Linked DNA regions of Mus musculus: region 1 is linked to region 2. Evidence: chromatin loops called from intact Hi-C (ENCODE). Cell type or tissue: heart. All regions are shown on one strand. Links, peaks and the distances in the headings refer to the core of each region. The heading gives the core; the rest is flanking DNA. Region 1 has its middle 6.9 kb from the start of Gm34466. Region 2 holds the start of Mylip (myosin regulatory light chain interacting protein).

Region 1 (9,788 bases), core at 1,049-9,048, 110 kb after region 2:
GCAAAAGCTGTGGGGTGGTAAATGTAGGGCTGGCTTTTGGTTTGGGGTTGGTTTTTGTTTTGTTTTGTTTTGTTTCCCTCCATATCAGGCACAGAACTGGAAGGGAAAGGGTTGTGTGGAAGAAAGCAGCTAGGGAGGAGAGAGATACTTACCTTCCCATTCTCTGTTGGAGTTTGTAAGCCAGTGCCCTCCACCATCAGGTGGAGGGCCAATGAATAAGAAGAAGGCTGGACATATGGCCTAGCCCCCATTTGGAGGTAAAAGGAGAGAAACCATCTGTCTAGTTTGACTGCAATGGTCTCTACTACTCTGCTTCCTTTCCACTTTTGGTTGCTAGGCTGCCTGAGTCTACAGGAGTCCCCCACTGAGAGGTATAGCCATTTAAAAGGAGATAGGAGAGCTGTGCCTGATGGCACAGGTCTGCGATCCCAGTCGCTTGGGAGGCTGAGGAAAGCTGATGGCACGTTCTGGCCTGTCTGGGCTACAGAGTGGTTGCAAAGCCAGCCTAGGCCAGTCAGTGAGATACTGTCTTGAAATTAAAATATGCAAAAGGACTGAGAAGGTATCACAGTGATAGAATAAGAAACCTAGTATGTGCAAAGCCGTAGGTTCTAACCTTGTCTAAGAAGAAAGGGGGAGAGGAAGGGACAGGAGAGGGGAGAAGAGGAGGAAGGGACAGGAGGAAGACGATGTGGGATCCACAATATATCCATAAGCTTTCTCCCTTAGGGTGTTGGTCCTTGCTCTTCTTTCTCTGGAGCCCTCAAGACTCATGCCAGTTTCTCCTTTTCTCCGTTGCCAGTATCATGGCTTATAATCGTACTATCTGGTCCTTGCTTACTATGTCACCTGTTAACTGGGGGATGGATTTTGTTCTTCTCATTTATAGTTATGTTCTATGTATGACTACACACACAGAGGGGGGTGGGAAGGAAGACAGGAAAAAGAGAGAGAAAGAGAGGGAGTAGTGGGGGGGGGAGGGAAGGAGAAGGAAGGAGGGAAATATGAGTAGGAGAATGAGTGAAACCATAAGAAATCATTTTCGTTAAGTCTTTCATATTGCTATGACCAAAGTACCTGACAGAAGCAACTTAATAGGTTTATTTCGGCTGTTTCAGAGAATTTTAATCCAGCTTCCTCTTCATATCTCCTTCCCTGACAATACTATCATGACCCAGCTCAGTTCATGGTGGCAGGTACTTGGGAAGGAGGCTCCTCACATCAGGTGGAACCAGAACCAAAGATTGAGTTTACTTTTTAAAGGTGCACCCCGAGTGTTGCGCCCAGTCCTAAGAGTTCCAAAGCCTCCCAAGCAGCCACAGAGTAAATACTCAAAACATGAACTGACAGGGCATTTCAGACTTAACATGCCCCTCCTTGCCCTGCTTGAAGGAAGATAGAGCCAGTCTTTGGCAATGGTGTTTTCTTACTGTCTATTTTTGGGCCCCGCCTTGGTTTGCAACTCTGCTTTCTTGTGAGAACATTTTTCACTCCACTCATTCCCAATCACCCCCTTATTTCCTCTCTCCACAGCCAAGGCAACAGGCTCCTATTCATCTTCTTCCCTCTGTGTCTCTAGCCACTCCCACAATTCCTTCTGAGCCAGCTCACACGTCGTCGGAGCCAGGTTTCTTGTGTTTTCCTGACCTTCAAAAGGAAGTGTGCTCTCTCTGGTCCATATCTGCACAAATGGTACCTCTCAAGTGATACGTAGGTCCTGGGGGCAGAGACCATCAGCAATTTGGAGATGAATAATGTCAGTGAGTTGGGGAACTCCAACATTCAAAGAAGGCAGGTGTGGTAGCAGAGAGTCATATGCCACCTTATCTAGGTGGAGACAAGAACCTTCCACATCACCAGCATTTTCCTCTCTGCACAGTTGAGGCCACTTCTTACTCACACCTCTTACCTTCAAGCTCTGGAGAATTCCAAAGGCTAGCTACAACTTGGGGGGGGGGTGTCCAAGAAAGGAAGCTCCAAGAACAGTGTAGCCCGCACCCCTTTCTTCTACTCAACTTCACAATCCCAGGGGGATTTTCTTCCAGGCTCATGCCATTTCCCCTCTTCCAGATTCTTCTGTGGTCTGGCAAAATTTCATCAGCCCAATGGCAGCTCTGAAGCCAACACCCTGACCCCATCCAAGTCAGAATTATCTGTCATGGCTTCATTTCCTGGAAGCTGCTGCACATCGCTAGAGACTCAGAAGTCTGTGGCTGGGGACAGGAATGTTCCCCACCCCCAAAAACAATTTTTTAAAGAAACTTTAAATACCTTCTCCCCACATCCACTCTCAGTCTCTCCAGCCTTAATTTTATGGGAAACATGAGGCCATCAGGAATGTGGGTGGACATTTCTATTTTCTCTCGATAAGACTGACTTGGGGAACAACTGAAGAGTGACAAGATTTTATTAGATGAAATATTTTTAAGACTTAAAGATGACTGAAGGCCCACTTCTTTATCCCGTTTCAAAGGTAAATGTACTATCGCCATAGTGTTTCTTCTGCTTTTTATTTATTTACTTACTTACTGATTCATTTATCTTTTGAGATTGAGTCTTCTACGTAGCCCAAGCTGGTTGGCCTCAAACTTAAAACCCTCCTGTTTTTGCCAGTGATGGCAGGCATTACAGGTATGTCCCCCATACACATACCTGGTTTTTATGTTGCAGCTTATGTCCTAACTCATTTCTATACTTGCTCACCACATCTGGCATTCTCAGAGGACATACTTCTGAGAAACTAAGTACTAAGGACCATATATAATTATATACTACCTCATTTTCTTAACTTAGTGGGTTTGAATGAGAATGGTGCCCATAGGCTCATGTGTTTGAATGGTTTTTTTCCCCTATTTTCTGGAACTGTTTGGGAAGGATTAGAAGGAGTAGCCATGTTGAAGGAGGGGTATCACTAGGAGTAGGCTTGAAGGTTTTGAACACCCATGCCAGGCCCAGTCTTTCTCTCCATCTCCCTCTATTCCCCCATATCTATCCTTCTCCCTATCCCTCCCTCCCTCCTACATACAGATCAATCTGTAAGATCTCAGACACTGCCCCAGGGCTATGCCTGCCTGCCTTGCCACCATGCTCTTCCACGATGGCCATAGACTCACCCTCTGAAACGGTAATGCTTTCTTCTACAAGTTGCCTTGGTCATGGTGTTTTGTCATAGCAATAGCAAAGCAACTAAGACAGGCAACACGAATAATTTTAGTGTTAATCCACTCATGACTCAGTCATATTATTCAACATATATCCAATGAGCTGTGACCATGTGCCAAGTAGAAAACCATGCAGGCCAAGAGGGACACAGACTCTCCCTGCTGTCATTGAACATAGCACGTAGGCAATGGAGTTGGAGAATAGTAGGAGAGTAAACACACAGGATTAGAATACATGCTGGGACCAGGAGGAGTCTGTCATGGATTAGACAGAGAAAATATGAGAATGAGCAGGCTGAACGAAAGCTGGTGGGCTGGAAAATGGCTCAGTGGGTCCAGAAGCTTGCTGGCCTGAGATATTGCCTGAACCCCACATGGAAGGAGGAAAGGACAGACTGCCAGAAACTGCCCTCTGCCCTTCACATGCACACCCTACCCCATGCTGACATATAAAGAAATAAACCAAATAATTATGGGTTTTTTTTTTTTAAAGAAGAAGGAGGAGGAGGAGGAGGCAGCAAGGCAAGGCAAGGCAAGGCAAGGCAAGGCAAGGCAAGGCAAGGCAAGGCAAGGCAAGGCAAGGCAAGGCAAGGCAAGGCAAGGCAAGGCAAGGCAAGGCAAGGCAGAGGAAATTCCAGGCAGAGGTTACAACAGGTGAGAAAGTACTGAAGTAAATGACAAGGCAAGATCTTCAAAGGACAGACATGGGGGGGGGGGCGGTCACTGTGCATGAAGCTGGCTATCCTGGCAGACAAAAGGCAGGATACTGCAGCTGCCTTCTCATCTTTGAGCTTTCCCTGGACCCTTGAATGGATGGCATGTTCATTGATCCAAGAAGGCCTCTACTTTGATATCCCGGGCACCAAAATTCTCCTGGCAAGACTATGACACTCTTCTCACAGTGAGGAAACATCTTCATCTTGTAAAACTGCCTCAAGGCTAATTAACCCTCTGTTCAGCACGGGGAGACCTGAGTTCACTGCTGGCTCGATACTGGGCCCCAGGAAGCAAGATCTGAACAGAGACAAACCTGCTTTCCACTCTAGGGTCATGCGGACTCTCAGTATGCCTGCTCAGAGGAGTAATAGGCATGTTTTCAAAAACAGACATTCCATTCAGATAATTACCAGGACAACCCACGATGCCAGATTCCGTACTAGGAAATAACTTGTTTGTCTTCCTTTTGTATCTATCAAATCTTTTAACATGCAATAAAATATGTGTGTGAGAAAGACACAAGGAGCATAACATTTGACTCACAATAATCACACTCTATTTTGGCTTAATAAGATATCGAGATATCTGTTACAGTTCCTGACAAATGTGCCAGCATTAGTTGTAGTTCTCTCTGGATAGGAAGTTGAACCCCAGTCAACTAACTCTGAAGATGACAGGTATTGGGGAGACAAAGCTAGTTCAAGTTTCTCTGGAATGAAGTTTCCAATCATTTCGTCCAAGAAGGAAACGGCAATCTTCAAATTGTGCGTACACAAGCATTTCCTCTGGAAGCTCAGAATGTTCTTGTATTTTCAAAACAAGGCAATCATAATGCCTCCTTAGACATGGCTTTGTTTACCTGCTTAACTTCCTTCTGTTCCTGTAGGTCAGAAGTTAGTCGTTTCACAACCCACGGAGGGAAAAGACATTAAAACTCCATCTTTCCTGTTCTTGAACTTTCTGAACAATAGTCTCGGTTTCCTTCAGAGAGGAAAGTCTTCTGTGGAGGCACACTGTCCTGGTAGAAGGCAAACAATGCTGCTAAGCACATGTTTTGGCTCAGAGAGACACAACAACTGTGCTCTGTGTCTATCCTCTTATCTAAAGTGTTGGGATGACAGCCACCGTCCACAAGTCTGCCCTCCAGCTCTGTGGGTAAATGTAAGCTGCCGCAGCAGCTCAAGAGCCCCACACTGAAGGTTGCCAAAAGGACATGGGGGAATGTCCAGTGAGTGAGCTCTAATGATGATGATACAAGAGCTCTCCCCTCCCCCACACACCCTCCAGGAAGTGATGAGAGCGCCTGAGGCCTCGGCCAGGTTGTATTAGTGTCCTGTTTGGAACTAGAGATCAAGGATTAGACAGGTTTTTCCACTTTGAAGGTCAGAACTAAGTGGTGCTTGCATCGTAGCCTTGTGCTGTGATGACCTCTGTACCTTCACAGTTCACTGGAGCAGGTTGCTCACATTGTTCATTCTGGTGTCTCAGAGTTTATCCCAGTGTCTGTGCTCCATGATGAACCGTTGAATGAATATATAAAAAACAACCAACCAAACCAAAATATTCAAAACAACAATGACAAAAACAACAAAACAAAACAAAACAGGGTTTTATCATGTAGCCCAGGCTAGCCTTGAACTTCACGTTCCTCCTATTTCTGCCTCTACTCCAGAATACTGAATTTACAGATATGTGACACAACTTGAACTCATAAATTGAACCTTCTAAAATGTTTCTCATATTAGAACCAAGGAGCTAGATCCTTGGTTAGTGGCCCCAGGAGAGCAAACTTTCTTGTCACCCAGTCATATGGAACTCTCAGCTAAGCATGTCACGCAATGACAGCTGAAGGGAGCATGAGCTGCCTACAGCCATAAGCATGGCTTTATGACTCAGTGTGTCACCCAACACAGGGCTAGTTAGCATTCTTTATTGCACAGTGACACATAGAAACAGGACTTGGAGAGCAGACTGGAATAAAGCACATAGGCTGCTTATGGCAGGAGACTGGCCTGAGGGTCAGGTATCCCAAGCCCCAATGGTCTCCAGGAAGGTTATATAGTTTTGCGTGGATATATACTTCAACCTATCAAGTGAGCCTGGCGTCTGAGACAGCTGAGCAGCCAAGCTGACCTACTATACCTCCTGCAAAACATAGTCATTAGGCAACTGTGACTCCTTAGCATAAGATCTAGGTTCCAGGTTCAGCATCTTCATCAGTATCAAGCGCCATCTCCCTAAGTTCACCCAGTAATAAAGATAACCAGAGTGTGGAGGGCTGCGCCAGCTGAAGATGACCATCCCTGAAAATACCACATTTCTTCATACTTGAATATCAATTATAATTTATGGAAAGCATTCTCATGTGAGGCATTGTTTGATACTAAAGCGTGGGGGTGGTCAATCTCAGTAGTCAACTTGACCTGGAGTCAATAAGAGGCAAGCTACTGAACACACCTGTGAGAGATATGCCCTATTGAGTTACCTGGAGTGGGAAGGACCAACCTAAACATGGGCAGTACCTAAACATGGGCAGTACCTTCTGATGTCAGGCAGGTTAAAAGAGGTTAAAGGAGGAAGCTTGGCTTTTCGAGTGCTTGCCTTCGGTCTTGCTGGCAAGTTCAACTACTCTGCTGCTGCTGCTGCATTTCTTTGCTGACTTCAGAGTCCAGCTTCTGCAGGTCTCCTACGTGAGCTAAAGACCAGAAGTTCTTCAGGAATCCTCCAAGCTAGTAGTGTCATGCAGGGACTGCTGATACCTAGCCTCGTAGACTGAGAAGCTACCTGGCTCTCAGGCTCTTCAGTATGAGACACTACCCAGCCCTTCTAGCCCAAACCAATCTAATGAATCTTCCCTTCTAGTATATATTCATTCTACAGGTTATATTTGGAGTACTCTTTCTAATTTAGGCATAGTTCAGAATAAAAGATGATAGAATAATTGAAATATCTTAAAAAAAAAGATGAAGTCTCATATTTATTCCACCTAAACCCTCAAATGTTCATTCAGAATTTAGTTTATATATCTGTACCTTTTCTTATTGTTGTGACAAAATGTGTGACAGAAGCAACTCAGTGAAGGGAGTGTTGATCTCAGCTCACACCACGCCACCAGGACTGGCTCCTATCCATGGCGATGAGACCATGAGGTAGCTAGTCACACTGTAGTGCTAGACAAGAATCAGAGCTCAGACTGAAACCAGGAGTGGGTATCACCCCCTGAGGCCCACTTGTGCTAGCCAAGACACATGTTCAAAGGTCCCACAGCCACCTGTAACAGTGCCATTATCTGGGAACCAATTGATCAAATGTGTAAGCCCGTGAGGCAAAGTTAACATTCAAATTGTATGTAACAATCTACAAGTAGCTTTGTACAAATTTGGTTTGAACTTAGCAATCACTGCAAGTGATGAAGGACACTAGAGATGGCCAGCTATCAGAAGCAACACCCAGGCAGAGAGAGAAAACTGATACCCACAGAAGTCTGGGAACACTTTAAAGCCAGTTAGCATCAAGCACCTAATCAGATATTGAGGGCATCATATATCAACAAAAGAGTCTACAATAACTAACAGTAATATAATTTCACTGGCACTCCAAGTCAGAAAAGGGTTAGATTCTATTATTCATACTCTGAGAACTTGTAAAAGAATGTAATCTTTCTAGAAACCATCCACTTAAAATCCTTTTTAAAAGATCTTTGCTTGAAAAGATAAAGTCAACTGTTAACTCCTTTCTAAAGGGCTCCAAGATAATCAACATTTTACAGCCTCTGCTTTTATTTTTTTGCTGTATTTGTTGAATGGCATTTTCTGCCCCGTGTCTTTCACTTTAATAGCCACTATAGAAAATGATTTTGATTATTTTTCCTCTGCCTTTCAGTGAACTCATTACATTTAGTTGTCCTTTGCTTAAGTAAACCTTGATTGACTTTGAATGGGCCCCAGCTAGATGCTTTCTTTAAAGTCTCCTTACCCCCGTGCCATATAACAAAACTGCAGCATCTTATCTAATTTTAGCATCCTCTGGGAAGTCAGCAACAGCTCTCTGATCTTTCTCTAACATAATTCAATTCCTACCATAGAAACAATGGGCTCTTGTGTGTCAATTCAATTTCCTATAACTTAGACACACTTATCTGGCTGACAGATCATTTTTTTTTCCCTTTGAGATAATCAAGTCCTCCCAATATTCCTCCCAAAGAGAGGTCAAATGTTCAAACTGCTTAAAAATAAAGATCAGTGGATGGATATAGGAGTTTGCGGGTGACCTACGGCAGCACTGGTTATAGCTGACCTTCAGAAAATTCTATTAGAAGATCCCAATAGGAGCTAGGAGTAGAGGAGCTCTCAAGGGTACTTCATTCCAGAAGAAGTACCAAAGAAGGGATAAAGAAAGAATAATGAAAGTTGCATGAAGTCTCAACAGATAAAGGTTTCTGGTGCTATTCTCTGAGATTCACATAGAGGAAGGAGAAAACTCATTTCTGCAAGCAATTCTCTGACCTCCCTATGTGTGCCCAAATAAACAAAGAATAATAAATTTTAAAAACCACTAAGAAGTATCTACTGTATACCAGGTGACAAGATTTATATCAATTCTTATGACAATTCAGGGCAGAAGTATGAATGTTCCAATTTTATGCTTTGAGAAGACAGAAGTTATGGGCCTGAATTTCACAGTCAGTGAGTGGGGAGAGTCATTCCCAACTAAGACCAAGGGCAGAGTCCTCAGCTCATGGAAGACCAGGTAAAAATGTTCACTCACTGTGTGGCTAGAGAATGCCACACAAGTGCGAACATGAGGAACCAGCACCTGGTCAGTAAGACTATCTTCCCACACTGTGTCCACAACTGTCCTACTGGACTGGCATCCAAGCTTTCTCAAGATATGGTAAAGGACAAACAGAATCACACTGTAGGGACTCCTAGAAGCTCCAGGAAGAATAGAACCTGCATGGGAGACAACCAGTAAGTTTGGGGATGATTGGGAAAGGGATGCAAGGAAGACATCACTTCTCCGGAGAGACCATGATTAGCCCATTATTTCTTTCTTGGAAGATCCTTATCTAACAAAGGTTTCTGTGCGGTTGTTCATGTGCAAATATTAATAAGACCAGATTAAACATTATGTGATCAGTGTGGTCCACTGTCAATAAAAGATTATTCATATTTACAAGAAGTAATTCTCTCTACTCATAAGACCTCCTAGGCATCTCTCTTATGGATGCATTCATAGAAAGTCCAATACCTTTGTTGACATTTTTGATAAGTTGATATGTAGTTTATAGAAATTTCAAATTCCTCCTGCCATGAATGAATTCAAGGCCACCAGGTTGGTAACGTTCTCTGTGTTTTCGTTAACAGGACTCACTTTTGGCAAATAAACTGGACATGGGGTGGGGTGAGGCAGGTGAAAGACAAAAATTTGCTTCAGTAAGGCTAGCTTATGTAGCTCTTCTGTGTGCTATCCCAATCATGCGCCCTCCCCCCTGCCTCTGGTTCAAGGACACCTTCTCTTCACTTCTGGTCCTCAGTTGCCTTCAGCAAAACGGAATCATTTTTCCAGGGCGGCATGTTATGGGGTGACACATCCTGGTATCCTTCAGCTCTACTGGTGGGCTCCAGGGAGCTTATGCAAACCCATCTGAGGTCTACCTCTCTAAGCATCGCAGACTGTCAGATCTCCTTTCCCCTCCCAGGTCACAGCAGATCAGGAAACAGAGTCCCTGATGCCACTCAGGGCCCTCAACTTCAAAATCATGGCACCCTGCCTCTCATCGACACTGAGCCCAAGGCAGCAGGGCCACCCCACTGTCACCACCTCTACTGGCTGCTCTCGGATCTGTCTTCAGACAGATCTAAGCACCAGACACATTGATTCCTAACCTTACAACGAAGCACTTCCTTC
Region 2 (9,788 bases), core at 606-8,605:
CCCAAGGCCTCAGAGTCTTTGTTCCTCTCCCTCCCAAGCCGCTGGGGTTACAAACCTCTTGCCTGGCTCAGCTTTACACTAACCATCCTATGGGACCTCTGAAAACGAAGGAAAATCAACTGAAATGACTGAGTTGAGCCAGGAAGGCACATACTTTGAATGCCATTAGATATAACTCCCAAGAGTCAAAGGCAACCAAGGTACAGAAAACCCAGTGCAGGAAATCTGATTCTAGTACTCATTCACAAACGCCGCTTTCTTACAGGAATAAAGTAGATCTGATCACAGGTATTGACCTAATTACAGGAGGGCACATCGCAGTAGAAACCGCCTCACAGTCAGTCATAAAGCATGACGCATTCCCGATACAATTCATTTGCTATTATCCTTCCACTACTTAAATGAAATTATTTGCTTCCTCACCTTTTGGCTGATTTCAAAAATAAATTTATGTCACTAGAATTGGGTTGCACCTGGAAGCCCTGAAATCACTGTAGCATCACAATGTGACTGCTACACACACGCACGCACACACACACACACACACACACACACACACACACACACAAATAAATGCTGTCATGCATTTTTCTCATTGACTGAACTGAGGAAGCTTTCACAAACTAGTTTGGTCGGTCTGTCCATCTGTCTATCTGTCTATGGGCCAGTGAGATGGTTCAGATGTTTGCTGCTGAGCCTGACAACCAGAGTTCAGACTCCAGGTCCAACACAGTAGAGGGAGAGAAGAGGCTTCTGAAAGCTGTCCTCTTACCTCCACACATACACAAGTACACAGAGACACTGAGTAAATGTTTTTAAAAAAGGACAGAGCCTCTTGTGGTTAATACAGACAGTTCAGCATCTGTAAGTATGCCACTACATGAATATTTGTAAGGTATTTTCAGAAACAGTAAAAATTTCTTATGCCAGGTTCCTTCATAAACAAAATCTCTCTCAACCTTTAAAAGGCCACAGCAAGGCAGGCAAAGTGGACATTCCAAATCCAAATGGATGGTAGTTTTTAATGTTTCCATCGCTTGTTTAGTAAATAAAAAAAAGTGGTAAGTTAAACCCTCTCAGAAGAGCCTGTTCCCCATTAGGAGTCGAAATCTGCAGGATCACGTGTTTCACATGCGTGGCCCATTGCCAAGCCACAGGAGTATGGAAAACATCAGTGCTGGGATCCAAAGTTTGCTGTGGCTTTCAAAGCAATCATTTTCCTTTTTTCCACACGCCACTGTAGTCTCTTGCATTTTGGTAATAAATATTAAACATCACCTTCCTATTTTGGTTCATCTTTGAGAAAAGTATTATATAGTCAGCTCAGAGGGAAACGTACCGGGTATGTGTGTGTGTATTTTGGTCGTTTGAAAAGGAGACCACACCCACAGGCTTCGGTTGTCTACCATGGCTGGTGGCCCTTAGTTTAACAAGGAGGAAAAAAACAACAACACATGTCCAACAATCATTTTTAATAAATCTGTAGGCTGAAATTTACTTTACAGTGGCCCCTCAAAGAGTTCTTTTATTAAGATTTTGTGAAACTTAAAAAAGTTTTAAAATCTGTAGGAGGCCAGACAGAGCCGCTCCTGCTACACACTGTAATCTGACACTTAGGCTGAGGACTGACCAAGTTTAAGTAACCCAAGAGGAACTGTTTCCTGCTTTCCGCTAGAACGGTCTACAGTGACCTGTAGTAACACTGCTGAGGCGGGGTTACTAGCGGGCGTTAGATGAAGCTGTCAGGAAGTTGGTTTTCTTTTTGTTTGTAAGAAGTCAACCCTGCCTCTCCCACTAATATTATACAGAACAGGAAAAACAAAAACAAAACAAAACAAAAAACCAAGTGTTGAAAAACCCACCCAGGCCAACTGTGCTTTGGAAAACTTGAATTTTTCCTGAACTTCCTTTGCACCAAGTCAATTTTGCCAGGGAACATCTCCGGGAGGGCACGATAGCTACCACTAAATGGAATCTGAGGTGTACTTGACATTGGTTTGTTTCGGCCTCGCTTTACCTTGTCTGCTCCTGTAAGATGAGATGAGGCTCCACAAAGAACTTGACCCTCAGTTTAAGGCGGTAAGGTGCCAGCCCATCCATCTGCTGGGAGATCCGGTTTCTCAGATTCAGCCATAAGCTCTCACCTTTGCTCCCCGTGAACTGCAGCCCAAAATAATCAACCTCGATGATCCCTAGACGCCTGCACACCTAAAAACAAAACCAAAGGTATGGGGTGTGAGCAGTGCAAACCTAAGGGCTCCATCCGAGGAGAGGACTGGCCCCTGCTTTCCCAAAGTTCTACCTTCTTGCAATGCCAGTTGGTAGACCGACCGGAAAAACAAGGTTTTAAGGAAACAGCAAAGCCAAAACGCAGCCCTCCAGTGGAGGCTTGGCCTTGCTTGACTATTTCTAGGGTCTGACCAATGGCACAGGGAAAGGGGTCCCCCCAAAACAGACTTCCCAAAAGGCTGAGGTAGAAGAACACACAGGGTGTTTTATTTCTTATTCCAATCGCTGGAATTCCCCCCGCCACCCCCCCCCTCCGCCCCGCAGCACCATCTGCACAGCTGATTTGGCAGCGTATTATCTGGACAGTTTTAACCATCTGGATTCCAAAAACACAAACGCATTGAGGAAGCATGCTACAAGTGTCAGCTAAGCTTTACAAGCGCCTTTCCAAACAGCTCAGGTCCACAGGTCTCGTAGACACAGTATTTCAAGGGGTCAAATGGGCCTGCCAATATCCATTAGGCACACCCCGTTAGGAGCCTTAGTCACCCTTAAGAAAACACACGTGTAAAGACCCCTCAAGAAGGAGGCTGCCTGCAGAACCGTCCCCCGCAAATTACTCAATATACTCTGGATCCCTAGCAAGCCTAGAGTGTCAGGTGAACAGTCCTTCTGAGAAGCGGCTTGAGATTCGGGCCCACCTGATCAGCTAGGGAGCCCCGGGGCCAGCGACCGCTTGCAACCATCTCATCCCGGGACGCGGGTGGCGCTGCCGGGCTTTGCAAGGACTCCACGGGAGGCATCACACACACACACACCTGCGGCAGGTGTGCCGGGCCACCTTCTTTAGAGAAAAGTGCCAGGCTAACGGACAGGGTGGAGGTTCCCAGCAGTGTTCTGGTCTCCGGGCCCCGGATCCCCCACCGTAAGCGTCCTCTATGCTCCCCCCGCCCCCCCCCCACCGCACTCTCCACTCGCGGGGAGGAGGAGGAGGCTGGAGCCTGGCGTCCCGGGAGCACTCCACGGGCCGCTGCTGCAACGTCGCCCGGCTCCCGGGGAGCATCCCCGAGCCCCGAGGCTTCCCGGGGACAAGAAGGGATCCCCTTTCCGATCGCCGCCCTCACCTGGTTGAGACAGTCCTCGCCGTTGGCTTTTGCCTCCACCTCTACCTCCATCAGCACCGCGTCCGGCCTCGTCACATAGCACAGCATGGCTGGGGCCGCCGCCACCGCCGCTTCTTCTCGGGTGTGCGCCGGAGCTGTCGCCTCACCGCAATTGCTCCAAGTCGACTCCGGGCTCCGTGAGGAAGGTGCAGCCGTGCGGCCACCCGCCCTGCACCCCACGCAGCCGCCACTCGCGTCCCCGCCACCCCCACGACAGCCAGTTCCCGGGAGCTACACGGCCGCGCCGCTCCGACAGCCCTACTGCCTGCGCCGCTACAGGCACGCGTCTTTTATAGAGGCCCCGCCCCTCCGGCACCGGACTCCGCCAATCACAGCGTGCTTGCCCCTCCTCCCCAGCTCCGGCAACCAATTCCCAGTCTCGGTGGGCTGAAGCCCCGCCTCCCGGCACCGCCTGTGGAGCTGCGGGAGGTGGGAGCCCATCCTCTCCCCAATCCCCAGCACGGTCGCGGCCTCTGCCACTGGGCGACGCTCCTCCCAGCCCGCTGTCGCCCGCAGCTCCAGGGGACGCCTTTCTGTCCGGGTTTGAGAGAACTGTGATCAAAGGCTCCTGTGATGCTACGTTGCTACTACGGTTCTCAGGACTCCTGCGTGGGGTTACTCTAATAACCAGGTGGTTTGTGAAAGCCAAAAGAGAAGCAAGCAAGACAGAGAGCCTAAAGAAGAGGCTTTTCCGCTGGCATTTGCCACCGTGGGTTGTCAAAAGAAGAATCTAAGTAGAAAAGTTTTTGCAGCTGACCCAATATAAGCCGGTAATTTGATCCAAGCACCATTCTTATATTAACTCGTGCCAAGGGTTTCTATGTGTGGGTTCTGCTACATTGAAACACCTTACCAAGTTATGTCACCCAGCCTATCTCTCATCCAATTCGTTCACTATACACCTGGTACACTCCCTGCCCTTTCTTTCAGACACCCAGATGTTACCCCATCTTAAAGATAACAGGCTCATCTCAGGACCTAGCAGGATGGGAATCTCAATACAAGAGATTAGTGGTTAAAGGTGTACAACCTTCATATTTTTACCACCTGTTTCTCTTGGCCTATACTGTCTTTTTTGGTTTCTAAGATAAGCCGGGAGATATGGGTTTCAGCCTTGGATCTTTGGAAAACTCCATCTCTCTGAAGCTCAGTGTCCTCGCAGAATGGAGACTAGCTATTTTTGGACACCCCCTCCTGCAAGCCGCCCCCCCTCGCCCCAGCACCGCTGGGAAGCAATCTAGCCATCCCTGCCTGCCAATGACCCTATCTCTGTGCCGTTTGTTTGCTGTGCGTTTAAGACGAAGTCTTGCTGTATAGCTCAACCTGGTGGTGCACCTCGTACTTGGGCTCAGTGATATTTATTTCTGACGATGGGGAAAACATCGGAGAAGGACTGGGATCTTAGCAGAGCCCTCGCGGAGAGAACTGTTCAGTCTTTTGGCTTTGTGTTTCAGGAACACATGGTACAGTTCTCGAACTGCTCCAAGTCCAGTGTAAGCTTGCATTCATCCACCGGTCTACTGCTCATTCCTTTCCTTCCCGGAAGCAGGTCTGGCACGTGTACCTGGGAGATAACATTTAGATTATCTAATCTGTGGCCCATCGCTGGAAATTTCACCATAAGGAGAGGAGGCAACATGGAAATTGGTTGTATTGCTTAATATTTTTGAAAGGCCAAAACTTAACCAGCTTAAACAAGGGGGAACTTAGGGGACAGATTTGGGGAAATTCCTAGATACTGGGAGTAGAAAGGAGCTGAAGAAGAACAAAAATAAACAAACAGAATAAACAAAGACAAGACAAGAAACAAAAACAGAAACATTTCTATTTAACTATCTTTAAAACTATCTTACTTTGGGGTTTGGCAAGGATTTTTTTTAAATGGCTTTCTTTCATAGAAATGATTCTATATTTATATTTTTAATATGAGCAGCTAAATAATTTGTAGAAGCGAAGGAAATGTCAGGTTTAAAATTTTTAATTAAGAAAAATTTAACAACCATCAGTTACTTACAAACCAGTTGCATGGCTAACAATGACATAGGCATCTCTTTAACCCACATCCATTGAATTCCTTCTGTGAGATCCTCAATAAAGAGCTAATCATTTTAAAACCAAGTATCTCCAGAAAAGAGCCAGCAAAGGGGCTCTGTGGATTAAGGTACCTGCCACCAAGCCTGATGACCTGAATTTGACCCCAAGACCCATGGAGCAACAACCACAGGTTGTCCTCTGACCGATACGTGTTACATATATGAACACTAAAGTGTAAAAATTAAACTAAGGCATCGCCAGTTACTACTGAAGAAAAGAGGTGGTTTTAACAAAAGAGATCAAGGGCTGGGATTGAAACTCAGTTGATAAAGTGATCACGTAGTATGGACTTAGCCCCGAGTACCATCAAGTGGCCCTGGTGGCAACAGTGTGCCACCACTGTGTAATGGCAACAATGTGCCACCACTGTGTGTAATGGCAACAGCGTGCCACCACTGTGTGTAATGGCAACAGCGTGCCACCACTGTCTGTAATGGCAACAGTGTGCCACCACTGTGTGTAATGGCAACAGTGTGCCACCACTGTGTGTAATGGCAGCAGTGTGCCACCACTGTGTGTAATGGCAGTGGTGAGACACCACTGTGTGTAATGGCAGCGGTGTGACACCAGGCCAGCAATCCCAGCAGCACTTGCAGGATAGAGGTAGAAGCATCAGAAACTTGAGGTCATTGTAGGTTAAGTAGGGAGTTTGAGGATATCTTTAGCTAAAGACTAGACCTCAAATTAATTAAATAAAAAATTAAATAAATAAAAATTAATTAGTGAATGAACTGAGTGATTGAAACTCTTAGCCAAATGTTGTGGCACACATGCACACATGCCTGGAATCCCAGCACTTGGGAGGCCTCTGAGGTAAGTAGATCATGAGTTTGAGGCCAGCCTGGGCTACACAGTGGGACTCTGTCTAAAAGTGTATAAAGAGCTTGCTGTGGAAGCTTGAGGACCCTAGCACCCACATAAAAAGCAGGGCTTGGTGGTGTGTGCTCTTAATCCCTGGGTCGGGAGGAGAAAAAAGGAAGAACCCAGGGGCTCATTGGCCAGATAGTCTAGCCAATCCGTGAGCTCAAGGTTTAGTAAAAGACTCTGCCTTTCAAAAAATAAAATTGAAAAACTTCACAAAGCAGAAGCGTGTTATTGGTGTCTAATGTCAACCCCTGGTCTCCACGGAGCATGTGAAAAAACAGACATAAAACACGCAGAGGCATAAACAAGCAAACAAAACCCTCCAAAAAAGTTAAAAGCAGAAGGCCAGGGAAAGAACTGATGTCTGGGGAGAAAAGGATCGATCCAGGTTTCTCCTGGTGCGCGTGGAGGAGGAGGCTGTGTGTGGAGGAGGAGGCTGTGCGTCCTGTCTCTTCCCTCCTGTCATTTCTTCCCCGGGATAAGACAGAGACTGGTTAAGAGATGAGAAGGCTGCGTGAGAAAGCACGTTATGTTTAAAACACTCTGTTAGGGAATAGAAAACCCACCGCAGAATTGCTTCTTAGAAGACTCCACCATCTGCTAAAGCTACAGAGCGTCTGGAGCCAGTTTTAAGCCCCAGCTGAGTCTAGCTCCAAAATAAGAGACTCGGAATATCCAGGTCCGAAGGTTGAGAAGTGAGACGGATTGAGTCGTGTTTGAAGCCAAGGAAGACGCTCTTGCTGTCTGCTTTCCGTTGCTCTCAAGCAGGGCATGATGTTCCTGCCTGTAATTCCTAGCACCCAGGAGTCTGAGGCAGGGAGGCGATCATAAATTTGAGGCCAATCTGGACTACAATTGAGTTCTGTCCAGCATGGGGTAGAGAGTGAGACCCTGTCCTCCTCTCCCCCCACCCCTGAACCAAAAGAATAAAGCTTTACTCAGCTAGTACAGTAAAAATATGGCCCGCACGAATGTAGATTATTAAAAGTAAAAACAAAACAAAAGCAAAAAACTGTATCAAAGTGGTAGAATTGATGAACTCAGTACATGTCTTAGGGTTTTACTGCTGTGAACAGACACCATGACCAAGGCAACTCTCATACAGACAACATTAATTTGTGGCTGGCTTACATGTTCAGAGGTTCAGTCCATTATCCTCAAGGCAGAAACATGGCAGCATCCAGGCAGGCATGGTGAAGGAGGAGCTGAGAGTTCTATATCTTCATCTGAAGGCTGCTAGTGGAAGATTGTCTTAAAGCCCATGCCCACAGTGACACGCCTATTCCAACGAGGCCACACCTTCAAACAGTGCCACTCCCTGGGCCAAGCATATTCAAACCGACACTACAGTTCTGGCTGCTCCAATGGACTCAAACATTGGCTTTTCTTCTGTCTTGTACGCCAGGTTGCAAGAGTAACACACGTCACGTGAAGCAATGGTTATGCCCATACAGATTCTCCTGGCTGAGCATGTGGTCTGCTCAACATGGCTGGGGACCTACTTCTGCTCATTATATCCTTGTCATTGCACGCAGGGCTGCAGAAGCCCTGCACTGGGTCCCAGGTGAGGCCCTTAGGAGAAGTGGCCGCATCACTTGCCACAGCCGCCTCTTTCTCTCCCCATTTATTTGTAAGAGCACCCCTGGAGGAACAGTTATCTACTGCCTGAAAAGCTGCCCTTTTGCCTTCACACATTATTCGAGCTAATTATTCACATAAGTAACGCTTCATCAGGCATACGTGTGTTAAAACAAGTTGAGTGAGCTGAAATCTCTCATTTGAAATATTAGCCTCACAAAACTCAGTAGTTTAATTTGATCCTCGCCTACCACCAAAGCACAGCATCTCATTTCTGGAACTGGCTGGTTAAAAGGGGAAAGGGGGCAGAGGAAAAATTCCTGTATTAAATAAAACCTGGGCGATCTGCAGTGGCATTGTCTTAATTGGAGAGCCGTTTAAGTGATTTTTCTTTTCCTTCATTTTAGTTACTAGGAAAGGTACCTGGAGTGACAGATTACCTGAAAGAGAACAGTGCACAGAGGAAAATGGAGTGGATGTCATTTTATCAGGACTCTCCACTTAGAATCGATGGGATGATGTTTCTGTCTGCATACACTGTGCTCTAAATAGTCACTGTGGGGCCAGTGAGATGGCTCAGTGTAGGTAAGGGGCTTGCTGCCAGGCCTGATAACCTGAGTTCAATCCCTGGGACTTACACGGCAGAAGGAGAGAACTGACTGCTGAAAGTTGTCCTCTGACCTCCACCTGTGTGATGTGGCACTTGTAACAACATACACACAGAGACAGGCAGACAGGCAGAGAGACAGGGAAAATAAAAAGTAAATATTGATTGTGGCATAAGCAAGTGATTCATAGCAATTTGTAAAATGCAAATATATCAAGATATTGAGAAGAACTTGAGATGTTCAATTCCAAATCTAAATGTAATCTTATGAATATTAGAAAAATCATAACCAGAAAGAAAACACACACACACACCAGCTATTGCAGTTTCTCAATTCTTTATTTTTTTAAATACTTAATTCTTTTTTTAAGTGTGTGTGTGTGTGTGTGTGTGTGTGTGTGTGTGTGTGTGTGCATGTGTGTATGTAAGCACATGGTTGCAAGTGCTCTCAGAGGCCAGAAGAGGACACCAGATGCTCTGGATCAGCAGTTACATGTATTATATGGGTGCTGGGAACTGAACTGGGGTCCTCTGCAAAAGTAATACATGCTCTTCATGGCTAAGCCATCCCTCTAGCCCCCCCCCTTTTTTTTTTTTAATCAAATACTAACTTCTCTTCTATTCATCCCCTGACAATTAAAATGCCCTGAAAGGCCACATTTGTGATCTCCGTGTTTGGACTGTGTCATTCAGCTGAATGATGCATATAGCTTCACGATACTGTTCGATTCGCCACATTTTGTTGGGGAACAATATTTCCGTGCGGAAATATTTTTGTGAGGCTATCACAGACTATTTGAGGCTGGGTAACTTATAAAGCATAGAAGATTATTCGGCTAGAGATTCTGGTGGTTGGAGGGTCTAAAGGACATCTTGACAATATCCTGATGAGGGCTCTCTGGCTGCACAGTGTGGTAGAGAAATAGAAGGAGAAATGAAAATGGGGCTTTTGTGTTTAAAAAAAATTAATAGTTCCAAGTTTTCCTTCCCCACCTCCTGAAATGACAACTTTGAGACTCATTGTTATCATTAAATGACTAGATCATAAGCTTTGGTTCATTTCCTGACTAGCTCTTAACCTATCTAACCATTTAAACTGGTCCATGTCTACTATTTGGTTAGTGACCTCTCCTCTTCCCAGACAGCTTCTTCCTTCTCGTCTCTTCAGAGACTCTCTGAAGTCATCAACATGATGGTTTTACTCTGTCTCCTGAGTCTGTCTCCCATGTCTATCTCCCGTCTCACTTCCCATG

What was found. Hi-C counts contacts between places; a loop is a spot of excess contacts. Peaks named below come from ENCODE experiments on the same cell type or tissue, not always from the same donor. Only the 100,000 strongest peaks of a DNase experiment are listed, where the experiment ranks them.
Region 1: a loop joins it to region 2, with 7 times the contacts of the local background. A loop is called at or near these places in 7 of 42 quality-filtered maps.

Annotation. Positions count from the first base shown.
Region 1 is chr13:45,269,821-45,279,608 of GRCm38, reverse strand. No RefSeq gene overlaps it. Among named protein-coding and RNA genes, the nearest start is that of Gm34466, 6.9 kb to the right of the region's middle. In heart, for the core only: no CTCF peak of the experiment used is centred there; DNase peaks (open chromatin) are centred at 1,598 and 5,048; H3K27ac peaks cover 1,574 bases.
Region 2 is chr13:45,383,609-45,393,396 of GRCm38, reverse strand. Mylip (myosin regulatory light chain interacting protein) reads right to left here and starts at 3,655. Exons shown (of 7, transcript NM_153789.3): 1 at 3,354-3,655; 2 at 2,018-2,208. The coding sequence starts at 3,440. In heart, for the core only: CTCF peaks have their summits at 2,980, 3,863 and 6,013; DNase peaks (open chromatin) are centred at 1,136, 1,706, 2,896, 3,676 and 1 weaker place; H3K4me3 peaks cover 3,107 bases; H3K27ac peaks cover 2,692 bases.